Linked DNA regions of Homo sapiens: region 1 is linked to region 2. A link is an interaction called in ENCODE POLR2A ChIA-PET data of the cell type or tissue named here. Cell type or tissue: HepG2. All regions are shown on one strand.

What was found. Peaks named below come from ENCODE experiments on the same cell type or tissue, not always from the same donor. Only the 100,000 strongest peaks of a DNase experiment are listed, where the experiment ranks them.
Region 1: POLR2A ChIA-PET joins it to region 2 with 10 read pairs; 5 of 35 experiments call an interaction of 5 or more read pairs at or near these places.

The regions. Positions count from the first base shown.
Region 1 is chr19:41,221,562-41,229,561 of GRCh38, forward strand. It overlaps AXL (AXL receptor tyrosine kinase), which reads left to right. Exons shown (of 20, transcript NM_021913.5): 4 at 319-495. Among named protein-coding and RNA genes, the nearest start is that of AXL, 6.3 kb to the left of the region's middle. RefSeq lists enhancers at 1-815, 2,690-3,625. In HepG2, no CTCF peak of the experiment used is centred here; DNase peaks (open chromatin) are centred at 2,090, 4,260, 4,710 and 4,830; H3K4me3 peaks cover 1,702 bases.
Region 2 is chr19:41,360,368-41,368,367 of GRCh38, forward strand. B9D2 (B9 domain containing 2) reads right to left here and starts at 3,782. Exons shown (of 4, transcript NM_030578.4): 1 at 3,591-3,782; 2 at 3,065-3,156. The coding sequence starts at 3,152. It also overlaps a transcript of TMEM91 not described here. RefSeq lists an enhancer at 3,638-3,757. In HepG2, a CTCF peak has its summit at 5,883; DNase peaks (open chromatin) are centred at 3,534 and 3,864; H3K4me3 peaks cover 1,789 bases.

The DNA.
Region 1 (8,000 bases), 140 kb before region 2:
CGCAACGTACCCCTGTCCCCACGACCCCAGCGGTCTCTTTTTTCTCATCCATAGAATGAGATGAGGATGAGCTGTCAGACATTCTGGAAGAGAGACATGAGGAGCTCAGCTATCGTGGGGGGTCTGACATGGGAGGAATCAGATATTGGGGTCACGTGTGTGTTGGGTATGGCTCAGGTGCCCTCGGGGATCAGATAAGGCAAGTCAATGACCCTGCAGGGTGGGTTTGCTGCCCAAAGCCTACAGCATCCTAGTGGTGAGTCAGGCATCTTGGGGCCTCAGAGGGACCCCAGCCTCTACCACTGCCCACCCCGCTAGGCTTGCCTTACTTCCTGGAGGAGCCCGAAGACAGGACTGTGGCCGCCAACACCCCCTTCAACCTGAGCTGCCAAGCTCAGGGACCCCCAGAGCCCGTGGACCTACTCTGGCTCCAGGATGCTGTCCCCCTGGCCACGGCTCCAGGTCACGGCCCCCAGCGCAGCCTGCATGTTCCAGGTGAGTCCGGGGATGTGGGTCAGCTCCGAATAGGGGGCCGGGCAGGGCTGAAGTCAGGAGCAAGGGAACATTGCTACCTCTGCGTGAGTGTCTGACTGTCCTTCTGTCCCTCACTGTCTGTCTCTCTCGTTTCTCCCTCTGAGTCTGTCTCTGCCTCTCTGTCTCTACCTATCTTATTTCTCTCCGTATGCCTTTTTCTGTCTCTTTCTGTCTCTTGGTGTGTGTGTCTTTCTGTCTCTCTTTGTATGTGTCTCTCTCTCTGTCTCTCTGCTTCTCTCTCCCTCCATTCACCCCGGCCTCTCTCTGAATAGAATTCTTTGTCCTGGGTTTCCTCTGAGCTGTTCCATGGCTCGAGTGCGTGTGGGCCTGGTGCCCCTTTGTCAGCCCTTGACCCAAGCAGGGCACCGGAATCAACCGTGCCCTCCTCTCCTCCGCCTCCCTCCACAACCGGCCCACCTCCTGCCCTAACAAGCCTGCTGGCCTCAGTCAAAGGGAGGATGTCCAGCCCGGTCCCCACTGGGGAGATGGAACCCAAAGAAGAGAGAGCAGGAAGAAAGTAGGAGACAGAGGCTGGGCGTGGTGGCTCACGCCTGTAATCCCAGCACTTTGGGAGGCTGAGGCGGGCGGATCACGAGGTCAGGAGATCAAGACCATCCTGGCTAACACGGTGAAACCCCATCTCTACTAAAAATACAAAAAATTAGCCGGGCGTGGTGGCGGGCGCCTGTAGTCCCAGCTACTCGGGAGGCTGAGGCAGGAGAATGGCAGGAACCCGAGAGGCGGAGCTTGCAGTGAGCCGAGATTGCGCCACTGCACTCCAGCCTGGGCGACAGGGCGAGACTCCATCTCAAAAGAAAAAAAAAAAAAAAGAAAGTGGGAGACAGAGAGAGATAGAATGACATACACTGGAAGGGACAGGCCACAGTGACCCAAGATGAACATAGACAGGACAGAGAGGCCGGGCATGGTGGCTCACGCCTGTAATCCCAGCACTTTGGGAGGCTGAGGCAGGTGGATCACTTGAGGCTGGGAGTTCGAGACCAGCCTGGCCAACATGACAAAACTCCATCTTTACCAAAAATACAAAAATTAGCCAGGCGTGGTGACGGGCATCTGTAGTCCCAGCTACTTGGGAGGCTGAGGCAGGAGAATCGCTTGAACCCGGGAGATGGAGGTTGCAGTGAGCCGAGATCACACCACTGCACTCCAGCCTGGGTGACAGAGCAAGACTCTGTCTCAAAACGAAAAACAAAACAAAATGAAAGACAGGACAGGGAAGTTGGAGTGACAGAAACCCTCTCCTTCTTGGGGACCATTCCCTTCTGCACCATGCAGACGAGGAAGGACCGAGCTCAGGGTTATGCAGTGGTCAGGGGCATCACTGGGGGACCCTGGATTCAGGGGGTTCTCCCTACTGAAGGAGGAAAGACAGAGGAGCAGATGGCAGAGGCTCTGTAAAGGAAGGAGGCTGCAGCCTGGAGGGCATCAGCTTCCCGCACTCCCAACCTGCTGCCTCTCTCTGCTGGAATGAGGAGGGGCCTTCTGACTGGGGGTCTCCAGGGTGGAGGGAGGAGCTCACATTCTCAGCATTCCTGGGACCCTGAGTTGCAAGGAAGACCTGGTGAGCATGCTGACCCCAGAGGAGTGACTCAGGCCCATGGCTCGAGTGGCTGAGTAGGGACCAGGGTTGGGGATCGGGCATGAGTCAGCCTGGCAGGTCCCATGAGAAGGGGAGGGGAGGGAGAGAAATGGGGGCTGCACAGGTGTGAGGATCTGTGCATGTCTGTGTGGTGGTGGTGGGGTGTCTGGATATCTGTGTGTTCTGGATCTGAGTGTTAGTGTATCCGTCAGCACAACCTCTGTGTGAGGGTGTGCCTTGGCGAGGGTGGACTTCTGTGGATGTCCCATGTGTGGTGTGTGTGTGTGTGTGTGTGACTAAATATATTTCCTTCAGCTTGGATTCTGTCCCAATATGTGTTTGGATCTTTATAGCATGTCTCTCTCTCTACGTTTCTTAGGGGTTGCCCGTGTGTGGGTGTCTGTGTGTGTGCGCATGATGGAGTGTACCAGTGTCAGCCTGTGTCTGTCCCTCTTTTTTGTGTTTGTGTGTTCACAGCTGGGACTCACTGTATGAAAGTAAAGTGTGCCTGGAGGGTAGTGGGTTTGGGGCTATGGTGCACACCTCTCTGTATGGAGGTGGTAGTGTCAGCCCACAGGTGTGCAGCTATGGGTGTGAGAGTGTCCTAGTGAGAGCTTGTGTTCCCTTGCAGAATCAGAACGTGTCCATGGATAACTTGTGTTTCTTACCACCTTTTTTCCCCCTTATTTTTTTTCAAGATAAGCTCCCGCTGTGTAACCCAGGCTGGAGTGCAGTACTGTGATCATGGCTCACTGTAGCCTCCACCTCCTGGGCTCAAGCAATCCTCCTACCTCAGCACCCTCCCACCCCTCAAGCAGCTGGGACTATAGGCATGTGCCACCATACCCAGATAGTTTTTGAATTTTTTGGTAGAGACAGAGTCTCGCCATGTTGCCCAGGCTGCTCTTGAACTCCTGGCCTCAAGTGATCCTCCCGCCTCGGCCTCCCAAAGTGTTGGGATTTACAGGCGTGAGCCACTGCTCTCAACCCTCAGCCTCTTACCAGCTTTCTGTGTGTGTCCATAGATGTCTCTGTGGCGTGTGTGTATATGTCACAGGGTAAGCATGTTGGTGTATGACTGTAGTCACAGACCTGTGTGTGTGTGTGTGTGTGTAACAGCACCCTCTGCTTCTCTCTGGTCTCCCTGTGTGTGCACTGGCCCCTGCTGCCTCTGAGTACATGACCTAAGGATGCTTACCAGTCAGCGTATAGATGTGTCTCTGTGTCAATCTATGTGTCCATGGCAGTGTCTCCATCCTTGTGTGTCTGCATCAGGCCTGCGCATCTACGAAACTGTGTTTTTTTGTTTTTTGGGGTTTTTGTTTTGAGACGGAGTCTCACTCTGTCACCCAAGCTGGAGTGCAGTGGCACGATCTTGGCTTACTGTAACTTCCGCCTCCGGGGTTCAAGGGATTCTCCTGCCTCAGCCTCCTGAGGAGCTGCGATTACAGGCACGCCTGGCTTATTTTTGTATTTTTAGTAAAGACAGGGTTTCATGACAGGTTTGTCATGTTGGCCAGGCTGGTCTCAAACTCCTGACCTCAAGTGATCCACCGGCCTCGGCCTCCCAAAGTACTGGGATTACAGGCGTGAGCCACCGCACCCAGCGCAAATGTGTTTTTGTATCAGTCTGTGTCTGGGTGAACATGAAACCTGGGCGCATCCAGCTCCATCTTATGGCGTAGATGGAGGCTTGGCTGTGAGGTGTACGCGTCGGTGTGTCTGTGTCTGAGCAGGTCAAAATGACCCTTCATTGTGTCCTGGTGTGTATCTATCTGTCCACCTCAACTCCATGTACGCTGTTACGTGGTGTGTGTCTCTGAATATACAGGGACATTTAAGTTTCTGTGTGTGTTGGCATCAGCCTAGATGTACATTGCGTCGCTAGGTGTTTGTAATCAATGTGTACATGTGTGACTGTGTGTTTATGTGTTTGTCCCACGTTGGCTTGTATGCATACATGTCTCTTTATGAATGTACATCAGTGTCAGCCCGCGTGTATATGTGTGAGTCACGGTGTTTTTGTGTCACTGTGTTTGTGACATCAGCCCTTGCATATCTGTGTGCCGTTAACTTACCAAGCGCTGCGTCTTCTGTGCTAATAACAGCCCCTGTGTGTTTAAGTGTGATTCATTGTGAGTGTGTGTGTGGGGGGGTTTGCTGTGTGAAGGAATTTCGTCCGTTTGTGTGCGTCTGTCCCTCTATCTGACTCAGGGCGTGCCCCTCCTCCTTCCATCCCTCTCATTCTCTGGAAAAGCTGGGGCGGAGAGCAGGGGTTGTGGGGGGATGGTCAGGACATCTGGAAAGCACATCTGGAATCGGCCTGCTCCTGTCGTCTTGCGGTAAAGCAAGAACCTTCTGGAGGGGAAGGGGTCCCAGTTCCTCCTGTCCCCTTCACTCAAGGTGCGGCCGTTGGGGCCTGGGAAGGGGGATCCCGGCTCTGGCTCCGCGCCCCCGAAGCCGGCCGGAAGCGCTGGGGTGGGGAGGTGCCCCCGGTGACTCACGCGGGGGCAGGAATGCTGCGGTCGGAACGGGACCCGGCTCCAGAACCCACCTCCAGCCCCAGGGCTTCTCCGGCCGGCGGCGCCAGCTCCCGCGCGCTGACCCTGGCGGGGCCCCACGTGCCAGGTGGCTGGACCCGACCCAGGCTCCCCGCCCCCACTCGGGCCGCCCGCCCGGGACTGTACTGTTTCTCCTCCGGGCGGCGCGGGGGCTGCGGGCGCGGGGCCTTCAGGGCGCGGAGGCTGCGGGAGCGGGCACCTGACCTTGTCTGGGAACGGCCACCTAGGAAGCCGCGACTGAGGAGCTCCCCTACCCTCCCCTTTCCGGCCTCTGCAGACTTTGCACCATTCCACTCCCTCCGCTGACGGAGAAAAGGAAACTTTGTGTCTGCGGATGGAGAGCCTCCCTTGCCAACGCGGTGGGAACAGAGGCGTACACGCACGGAGCAAACACGAGAGACACGTACACAGATACTCAACACATGCACGTACACACCATCCACAGATACACGCAGGGTCACAAACATACCAGCTCAGAAACACAAACACAGATGCACAAGCACACGCGTAAACAACACGCAGAACTGCAGTCGCACTTACAAGACTTGGTCCCAGGGCCGGGCACCGAGTGGCTCTGCCTGCGATCCAGCACTTTGGGAGGCCGAGGCGGGAGGATCGCTTGGGGCCAGAAGTTTGAGAGCAGCCTGGGCAACGTGGTGAGACTCTCCTCTTCTCTACAAAAAAAAATTGAAAAGTTAGCCAAGTGTGGTGGCCGCCTGTAGTCCCAGCTGCTTGGGAGGATGAGACAGGAGGATCGCTTGAGCCCTGGAGGTCAAGGCAGCAGTGAGCCGTGATTGTGCCACTGTACTGCAGCCTGGGAGATAGAGCAAGAACCTGTCTCAAAAAACAAAACGAAAAACTTGGTCCTTCTTACATCCTAGCGCAGACATTGTGTGTGTGTGCTGGGGGAGGGGGGTGTCTATGTTTCTACGTGTATCTGTGTTGGGGGATTCCCCTTATTCACCAGGATACGTTCTCTAAGAGCCCCCACAAAAGCCTGAAACAATGAATAATACTAAACCCTGTATATACTACACATAACTTTCTTTTTCCTTCACAATTTCGCAGATAGATTGTTTTCTTACTATAGATCTTAGCAACCTCAGTACATATATATATGATTATCTTTTTCTAAGTGGAGAATTTTCACCTTTTCACTTAAAAGGAAGCACTTTAAGGCTTCTCTTTGGCCTATCCGAATTGCAGCCATCACTATTTTGCACCCTGGGGCCTTTTTTTTTTTTTTTTAGACAGAGTCTCTCTCTGTCGCCCAGGCTGGAGTGCAGTGTGGCGACCTTGGCTCACTGCAACCTCCGCAGCCCGGGTTCTAGCAGTTATCGTGCCTCAGCCTCCCGAGTAGCTGGGATTACAGGCACGCGCCACCATGCCCGGCTGATTTTTTTGTATTTTTAGTAGAGACGGGGGTTTCACTGTGTTGCCCAGGCTTGTCTTAAACTCCTAATCTCAAGTGATCCACCCGCCTCGGCCTCCCAAAGTGCTGGGATTACAGATGTGAGCCATAGCACCCGGCCAGGCGATTATTTAGATAAATAAGAGTTTCTTGAACTCTGCACTTGAGCACTGCAGTACCAGGACAGTTGATCTGATAGCTAAGTGACTTACAGACAGGTATCAGATACAGCACTGAGATGCTGGACAAAGGGGGGATTCACGTTCTAGGCCAACCAGAGTGGGATGGCATGAGGTTTCATCACAGTACTCAGAACGGCATGCAATTTAAAACTTAGGAGTTATATCTGGAATTTTCCATTGAAATATTTTTAGACCAAGTGTAACTGAAACCTCAAAAAGTGAAACCTCGGATAAAGGGGGACTGATGTACGTTGTATAGCGGTTTGTGTTGGGTATCTCTGTGTGCTTGCAGGTCTGTGTCTCTCGTGTTTGTCTCTGTAATTGTACGTGCTTCTGTGTGTGCACGCTGGTCATACCAACACCAACACCACCACGTTAGGGAGGGAAGGCAATCCACCTTCACTCGAAAACAGTTACTCAAGGCCGGGCACGGTGGCTCACACCTGTGATCCCAGCACTTTGGGAGGCTGAGATGGGCAGATCACTTGAGGTCAGGAGTTCGAGACCAGCCTGGCCAACATGGTGAAACCCTATCTCTACTAAAAATTACAAAAATTAGCCGGGCATGGTGGCGCGCTCCTGTAATCCCAGCTACTCAGAAGGCTGAGGCAGGAGAATGGCTTGAACCCAGGAGGCAGAGGTTGCAGTGAGCCAAGATCATGCCACTGCACTTTAGCCTGGGCAACAGAGCAAGACTCTCAAAAAACAAAAGAAAAAAACAGTCAAGACACAATACGTGAACTCCCCTATGGAATTACACATGCTCATATTTCTACACCTATGCCCAGGAATGCTCATAAGTACATAGCTGAACACAATTTCACTCACTCATTCAACAAGCATTTATGGCACACCTATTGTGTGCCAGGCCATCCTGACACAGCAGGGGACGAAACAGACACAACCCCTGCCCTCCTAGAGCTGACATTCTAGTGGGAGAAACTGACAATGGGCAAGGTACTTGGGTAACAGGTAAAGTATGTTGGGTGATGAGAAGAACCAAAGAGGAAAAGTAAAGCGGGAAGGGGATAGATTTGGAGAGGAAGCTCCAATTAGCTCCAATTTTATTGTATTTTTTCTTTCTTTCTTTGTCTTTTCTTTTCTTTCTTTTTTTTTTGAGACAGAGTTTCACTCTTGTTGCCCAGGCTGGAGTGCAATGGCGTGATCTCAGCTCACTGCAGCCTCTGCCTCCCGGGTTCAAGCTATTCTCCTGCCTCAGCCTCCTGAGTAGCTGGGATTAAAGGGGCCTGCCACTATGCCCAGCTAATTTTTTGTATTTTTAGTAGAGACGAGGTTTCACTATGTTGGCCAGGCTGGTCTCGAACTTCGGACCTCAGGTGATCCACCCACCTCGGCCTCCTAAGGCTGGGATTACGGGCATGAACCACCGTGCCCAGCCTTTATTTTTCATTTTATTATTTTTAGTTTTTTTGAGACAGGGTCTCACTCTGTCACCCAGGTTGGAGTGCAGTGGTGTGATCACAGCTCACTGCAGCCTCCACCTCCCCGGGCACAGGTAGTCCTCCCACCTCAGCCTCCCAAGTAGCTGGGACTACAGGTGTGCACCACCACACCCAGCTAATTTTTCTCTTTTTTGTAGAGATGGGGTCTCACCACGTTGCCCAGGCTGGTCTCTAACTCCTGGCCTCAAGCGATCCTCCTGACTCAGCCTCCCAAAGTGCTGGGATTACAGTCATGAGTCACTATGCCTG
Region 2 (8,000 bases):
GGTCTCACTATGTTGCCCAGGCTGGTCTCAAACTCCTGGGCTCAAGTGATCCTCCTGCTCCAGTCTCCCAAAGTGCTGGCATTACAGGGGTGAGTCACCACACCCAACTGCACTCGTTTATCTGTTTATTTATTTTATTTTATTTATTTTTTTTTGAGACAGACTTTTGCTCTTGTTGCCCAAGCTGGAGTGCAATGGCACCATCTCGGCTCACTGCAACCTCCGCCTCCTGGGTTCAAGCGATTCTCCTGCCTCAGCCTCTCGAGTAGCTGGGATTACAGGCACACGCCGCCATGCCCAGCTAATTTTTTTTGTATTTTTAGTAGAAATGGGGTTTTACCATGTTAGCCAGGCTGGTCTCAAACTCCTGACCTCAGGTGATCTGCCCGCCTCGGACTCCCAAAGTGCTGGGATTACAGGCATGAGCCACCGCGCCTGGCCTGCTTATTTATTTTCTGTCTCCCCTACTGTATGGCCCAGGAAAACAGGGACCTTGCACACTGCTGGATCCCCAAGACCACAAACCCAGCTCTTGGTATACAGAAGGTGCTCAATAAATGTTTCTTGGACAAATAAGTGATCCTAGGAGGTGGGAGCTAATATAATCCCCATTTAACAGGTAAAGAAACAGGCTCTGAGAAGGTGAGTTCATGAACATTTATTCAGCACCTGCTATGTGCCAAGCACTGTTTTCCATGCTGGTGACATAGCAGTGACTATAGCAGACCAAGGTCCCATCATGGGACTGGATTCAGACTCAGCTCTAACTGCAGAGCCCAAGCCTTTCATCCAACTGCCTCAGTATTCTTGGCTGGATCAACATCCCCAGCAACTCCCTGAAATAATAAAAATCAGGTTAGTCATTACTCCCTTCTGGGCTGAGTTGAGGGAAGCACCAGGCCCTGCGTCAGGCTCCTTAAAAGCAAGATTTCCCAACAGCCCTATGAAGAACAAATGAGGAAACTGAGGCTCCAAGAGGGGACAGCCTCTGCCCAGGGTCACAGAGAAGGTGAGTGGTCCAACCTGGAAACCAAGTCTGACTCCAGAGCCTGCCCCTCATCCATCAGCTGGAGGGTTCCGATTTCCTGGGAATTTCAACTTCCACCTCACTTACCTGTAGAATCAAAAAGGACCCAGGGGCCAGGCGCAGTGGCTCACACCTGTAATCCCAGCACTTTGGAAGGCCTACGCAGGCGGATCACTTAAGGCCAGGAGTTCGAGACCAGCCTGGCCGACATGGTGAAACCCCATCTCTACTAAAAATACAAAAATTAGCTGGGTATGGTAGCGGGTGCCTGTAGTCCCAGCCACTCGGGAGGCTGACATAGGAGAATCGCTTGAACCCAGGAGGCAGAGATTGCAGTGAGCCGAGATCGTGCCACTGCACTCTAGCTTGGCTACAGAGTGAGACTCTGTCTCAAAAAAAAAAGGGCCAGGCGCAGTGGCTCACGCCTGTAATCCCAGCACTTTGGAAGGCCTACGCAGGCGGATCACTTAAGGCCAGGAGTTCAAGACCAGCCTGGCCGACATGGTGAAACCCCATCTCTACTAAAAATACAAAAATTAGCTGGGTATGGTAGCGGGTGCCTGTAGTCCCAGCCACTCGGGAGGCTGACATAGGAGAATCGCTTGAACCCAGGAGGCAGAGATTGCAGTGAGCCGAGATCGTGCCACTGCACTCTAGCTTGGCTACAGAGTGAGACTCTGTCTCAAAAAAAAAAAAAAAAAAAAAAGGGCCAGGCGCAGTGGCTCACGCCTGTAATCCCAGCACTTTGGGAGGCCGAGATGGGCAGATCACAAGGTCAGGAGATCGAGACCATCCTGGCTAACACAGTGAAACCCCATCTCTACTAAAAATACAAAAAAAAAAAAAATAGCCGGGCATGGTGGCGAGCGCCTGTAGTCCCAGCTATGCAGGAGGCTGAGGCAGGAGAATGGCATGAACCTGGAAGGCTGAGCTAGATTGCACCACTGCACTACAGCCTGGGAAACAGAACGAGTCTCAAAAAAAAAAAAAAAAAAAAAAAAGGGACTAGGACTCAGGCCTGAAGACATGATAATGCCAAATGGCCACATCTGTTTCATAGACATTCATCTGTGCCACGCAACAACATACCCCAGGCTTTACAAACAAGACCCCATCAAAGTCTTGTATAAGCCAGGCAAACACTGAATGAGCACTTCCTATTCCAGCCCTATTCCTATTCTAAGTGCTGTTGATACTCGTTTAGTACTCATGACAACTTCAACAGGTAAATATTTCTATGACTCTCATTGTACAAACAAGGAAGTCGAGGTGAAGAGAAGTGCCCAAGTTCACATAATCAGCCCAAGGGTGCCTTAACAAGCAATAACTGGTTTTGAACCCAGGCAGTCTGTGCTCTTAACCTCAAACCTGTGCTGCTTCTTAGCTACTATTAGCTTCACTTTGAAACAAGGAAACTGAGGCTCAAAGTGGTCGAGTCCAAAGGTCTCCAATTAATAGGTGGGGGAGTTAATATTTAAATGCAGATCTGGCAGCCCATGACCCTAACCATTACACTATACCATGACTCTATAGGGCCTCAGTTGGGGAAGCATGAACAAAATTACTTTCCTGGGACGTGGCGGCTCACGTTTTTAATCCTAGCACTTTGAGAGGCTGAAGTGGGTGGCCTGTTTGAGCGCAGGAGTTCGAGACCAGCCTGGGCAACATAGCGAGACCCTGTCTCTACAAAAAATAAAAAAAATTAGCCAGATTTGGTGGTGCGTGTCTGTAGTCCCAGCTTCTCAGGAGGCTGAGGCGGGAGGATCACTAGAGCCCGAGAGTTCGAGGCTGCACTGAGCTATGATCACACCACCTTACTCCAGCCCGGGCGCAGAGAGAGACCCTGTCTGTATCCCACCCCTCACACACACAAAGATGGGAGCTTGAGACTCATGTGGACAGGGTGTGGGCTGGGCCTGGAGTACTGAGAACTGATGGAAATGAGGTTAAGAGTCTGCGTTAAGGGGTGGAGGAAGGAGCATGTAGCCTCTAGGCTAGGGGTCTTGGTGTGGAAATGAACCAGGCTTGGGGGAATACCTGTGTGAATGCCCCACTTGCAGAAGAGGCTACTTTCCGAGAAACCGCTGGCCCCTATGATCTGCCCGATCACGTGCACCTCAGCCATGGCCCTGGGAGGGGAAAAATATAATCACAACCCTGTGAGGTAAGTGTATTATCTCCATTTGACGGGGGGGAAACTGAGGCCCAGCAAGTAAAGGGTAGTACTAGGATTCCAAGCTAGCTTCGTCACACCCCTGAGGCTGAGGTCTTGACCACAGATCCTAATTGCCAACCCATGAAAGCCTGGAAAAAATGGGGGGACCCTTGTCTGGGGAACCAGCATTTAACTCTGGGAAGTCCAAAATAACCTTTTCGGGTTCAGGTCGGCGGAAAGCCCCGCCCGAAGGGGCTATGGCTCCGCCCACGAGCGCAAAAGACCCGCCTTCCGCGTCACGCCAGCCACCCCGCTTCCCTCCCCCAGCAAGCTCCATAAGGCGCATGCGTTATGAGTTCAGGTCCGACTTAACCCCGCCTCTAAGCGCAGCGCATGCGTCATTCCTACCTTAGCGCACTTAACGGTTAGGAGAGGAGAAAGCGGCAACCGGGGTTGTAGTTCATGGGCTTGACTGCTTCTTTTCTCCGCGGGCGCCGACCAGGCCTGGCTCGCGCCTCTCCCAGGACCCGCCTGGCTGCGAGATATGTAAGCCGCGATACTTCCGCGACCGCGCTCGTCTTGGTTTCCGTGGTTGTTGCTGGGGCAACAGCAGGCTCCTCCCCTAGCTTTGTACTCGCTCTGCGCGCTACTAATTGGTGCTAGCCGTCTGCGGGGGGCGGGGTGAAGCTGTGATGGACATTTTCCTCCTCCGCTCCATTTTGGGAAAATAGCGTCTCTCCAGCTACGGCAAAGGGTTCCGCCATTTTGGGCGTGGCTAGGAAGCTGCCATGTTGAGTGTGGCTGAGGAAGTTTGAGTGCAGTTTCTCCCAGATACCTTCTTTACCAAAAAAGCAAATCCCTAACTGCTCCGTGCTGCGCCTACCCCACCGAAGAGCTCTCTGTGGTCCGGGATCACAAATCAGAGATTGAACCAGGACCAAGGGGGAATTCCTTCCAGGACCTCGTGTACATCCCCGGCCTTGTAACTGGAAAACAAAGCAAAAAAATCACTCCTCATTCAGAGAGTGGAGAAGTTGGGGAGTGGGTTCTGCTTCCGTTTTAGAGTTCCCCTAGGTTTCTCAAGGACAAGGAAGGAAGGAAGTTGGATAAGTCCAACTTCCTTCTCGGAGCTACTACCAAGTTCACTGTTACTGCTTGATTCTGAGCAAGGAGCGGTTGGGGTAGCGAAGAGAAATGAGGAACTAAGATTCCCTTATTTGCAGAAAATCCTCTTTCCTATTGATTGATTTATCAATCAAGAAATGGAGATGTTGTCCCTGGATGCCATCCTAGATGCCATCATTTCCCACATCAAGCCAGTCATCAGGTCCCATCAAGGCTCCTTAAAAGGGTCTCACTCTGTCACCCAGGCTGGAGTACGGTGGCTCGATCACAGCTCATTGCAGCCTCTTAACTCCTGGGTTCAAGGGATCCTCCTACCTCAGCCTCCCATGTAGCTGGTATCACAGACATGCACCACCACGGCTGGCTAATTCTTTTTTTTTTTTTTAAGAGATGGAGTCCTGCTATGTTGCTATGTTGCCCAGTCTTGTCTTGACCTCCTGGGCTCTAGCTATCCTCCCAGTTCTCCCTCCCAAACTGCCGGGATTACAGGCGTGAGCCACCCAGCCAGGCCAATAGATACAAAGTATTTACAAGCTACCATTGGCTAGGCGCGGTGGCTCATAACTGTAATCCCAGCCCTTTGGAAGGCTGAGGCGGGAAGAGCTCTTGAGGCCAGAAGTTCGAATATAGGGAGACCCCATTAATAATGCATATATCAACTAGTGAAGTATTCCATTGAATTGTTTAATATAAATGTTATCCTATTGAAATGTTGTACCCTCGTTATAATTTTGGTTTTTTACTTTTTGAGATGGCGTCTCCCCCTGTCATCCAGGCTGGAGTGCAGTGGTGCGATCCCAGCTCACTGCAATCTCTGCCTCCCGGGTTCAAGAGATTCTCCTGCCTCAGCCTCCCGAGTAGCTGGGACTACAGGCGTGCACCACCACACCCAGCTAATTTTTGTATTTTTAGTAGAGACGGGTTTTCACCATATTGGCCAGACCGGTCTCAAACTCCTGACCTCAGGTGGTCCACCCGCCTCAGCCTCCCAAAGTGCTGGGATTACAGGCGTTAGCCACCGTGACCGGCCGGGTTTTTTTTTTTTTTTTTTTTTTTGACAGAGTCTCCCTCTGTCGCCCAGGCTGGAGTGCAGTGGCATGATCTCTGCTCACCACAACCTCCGCCTCCCAGGTTCAAGCAATTCTTCTGTCTCAGCCTCCTTAGTAGCTGGGATTGCAGGCACCCACCACTATATCTAGCTAATGTTTGTGCTTTTAGTAGAGATGGAGTTCCACCATGTTGGTCAGGCTGGTCTCGAACTCCTGGCCTCATGTGATCCTTCTGCCTCAGCCTCCCAAAGTGCTGGGATTACAGGCATGAGCCACCTCGCCTGGGCCCAGCTACTTTTTGTATTTTCTTTTTTATTTTATTTATTTACTTTTTTTTTTTTTTTTTTTTGAGACAGAATCTTGCTCTGTTGCCCAGGCTGGAGTGAGCCTCTGCACCTGGCAGAGGTTTCACTTTTAAATGATCTTTCTGTCCTTTAAGCTGGAGCTGGGGAAAATGTATTTATTTATTTATTTATTTCTGGATGCTGTGTGGGTGAGGTAGACAGCTCTAACCTTTCAGCTCTTGGGGCCCCTGGTCCCCTAGTGGTGGCACCAGCCTTGCATTCTCTTTTCTCAAGCCCCCATTTTGTCCATCAGGAAATCTTACTGCCTCTACTTTTGAAATACACCCTAAATCCCACTTCTCACCTCTTTGTCGCCCTGCACCTTGATCTGTCCAAGTTCATCTATCACCTGGACTATGACAGGGACCTTGTCTCTGGGGTCCCCTTTGCCAACCCCTCTAGTTTGCACCCCACATGCAGCTGGAACCCTGTGAACACCTAAGTCAGGTCCCATCTGCTCAGACCCGTCCAGTGGTCCCCATTTCACTCAGGGTAAAAGCCAAAGTCTTATCATGCATGACAAGGCTCTCCACAACCTGGCTGGCACCTCCTGCCTCATTTTTGTATTTTTAGTAGAGACGGGGTTTCGCCATGTTGGCCAGGCAGGTCTCAAACTCCTGACCTCAGGTGATCTGCCCACCTTGGCCTCCCAAAGTGCTGAGATTACAGGCATGAGCCACTGCTCCCGGCTGAGGTCTTCATTCTGAAGGCTCCCATGTATACATGTTAAATAAAAGAAAATAAATTATCGTCAACTATAAATAATGAGATTCAGAAAATATGATTGAGGCCGGATTCGGTGGTTCATGCCCGTAATCCCAGCACTTTGGGAGGCCAAGGAGAGTGGATACCCTGAGGTCAGGAGTTCGAGACCAGCCTGGCCAACATATAGCGAAACCCTGTCTCTACTAAAAAATACCAAAACTAGATGGGTGTGGTGGCACATGCCTGTGGTGTCAGCTATTTGGGAAGCTGAGGCAGGAGCATCACTTGAACCTGGGAGGCAGCAGTTGCAGTGAGCCGAGATCACGCCACCGCACTTCAGCCTGGGCGACAGAGCCAGACTTCTACTCTCAAAAAAGAAAAAAAAGAAAAGAAAGGAAAATATGATTAACTATAGAGTTTATTCCAGGCTACAGGACCAGTACATATGTTACAACAGTTTCATTAGTACATCTTGCTATGCTGCAGGGAAGATTGCGTTAACATTCTGATAGGAGGAGGAGTACTCTTTCTTTCTTTCTTTCTCCTTTCTTTTTTCTTGAGATAAGATCTTGCTCTGGGGCTGGGCGCGGTGGCTCACGCCTGTAATCCCAGCACTTTGGGAGGTTGAGGCGGGCAAATCACGAGGTCAGGGGTTCAAGACCAGCCTGGCCAACATGATGAAACCTCGTGTCTACTAAAAATACAAAAATTAGCTGGGCATGGCGGCGGGCGCCTGTAATCCCAAGTACTCGGGAGGCTGAGGCAGGAGAATCACTTGAACCTGGGAGGCGGAGGTTGCAGTGATCTGAGATCGTGCCATTGCACTCCATCCTGGGGGACAAGAGTGAGACAAAGTCTCAAAAACAAAACAAAACAACAACAAACAGATCTTGCTCTGTTACCCAGGCTGGAGTGCAGTGGCACAATCACAGCTCACTGCAGCCTCGAACGCCCAGGCTCAAGCCTCCTGCCTAAGCCTCCCCAGTAGCTGGGACTACAGGCGTGTGCCACCATGCCCAGCTAATTTTTCAATAATTTTTTCTGTAGAGACATGGTCTCACTCTGTTGCCCAGGCTTGTCTCAAACTCCTGGGCTCAAGTGATCCACCTCTGCCTCCCAAAGTGCTGGGGTTACAGATGTGAGGCCACAACACCCGGCCTAGGAGTAATGTTCTGAGGTGATCTTATCTCTGGCACTGCTTGGTCATTCTTAATCATTTACAGGAAAAAGCAGAAGTTGTAACTGCATGCTACGTGACTCAGGCTACATAGCAACATTCCTCTCAAGGCTTGGAATAATTTAAAGTTCCAACAGCTTTAAGTTTGAATTATCTAACCACATTATCGAAAGTTGGCCAGGCCTGGTGGTTCATGGCTGTCTGTAATCCCAGCACATTGAGAGGCCACAGCAACAGGATCACTTGAGGCCAGGAGTTCTGGACCAGACTAGGCAACGTAGTGAGACCCTCATTTCTACGAAAACGTTTAAAAAAAAAATAGCAGGGCATGGTGACACATGTCTGCAGTCCCATCTACTTAGGAGGCTGAGGCAGGAGGATCCCTTGAGCCCAGGAGTTTGAGGCTGCAGTGAGCTGT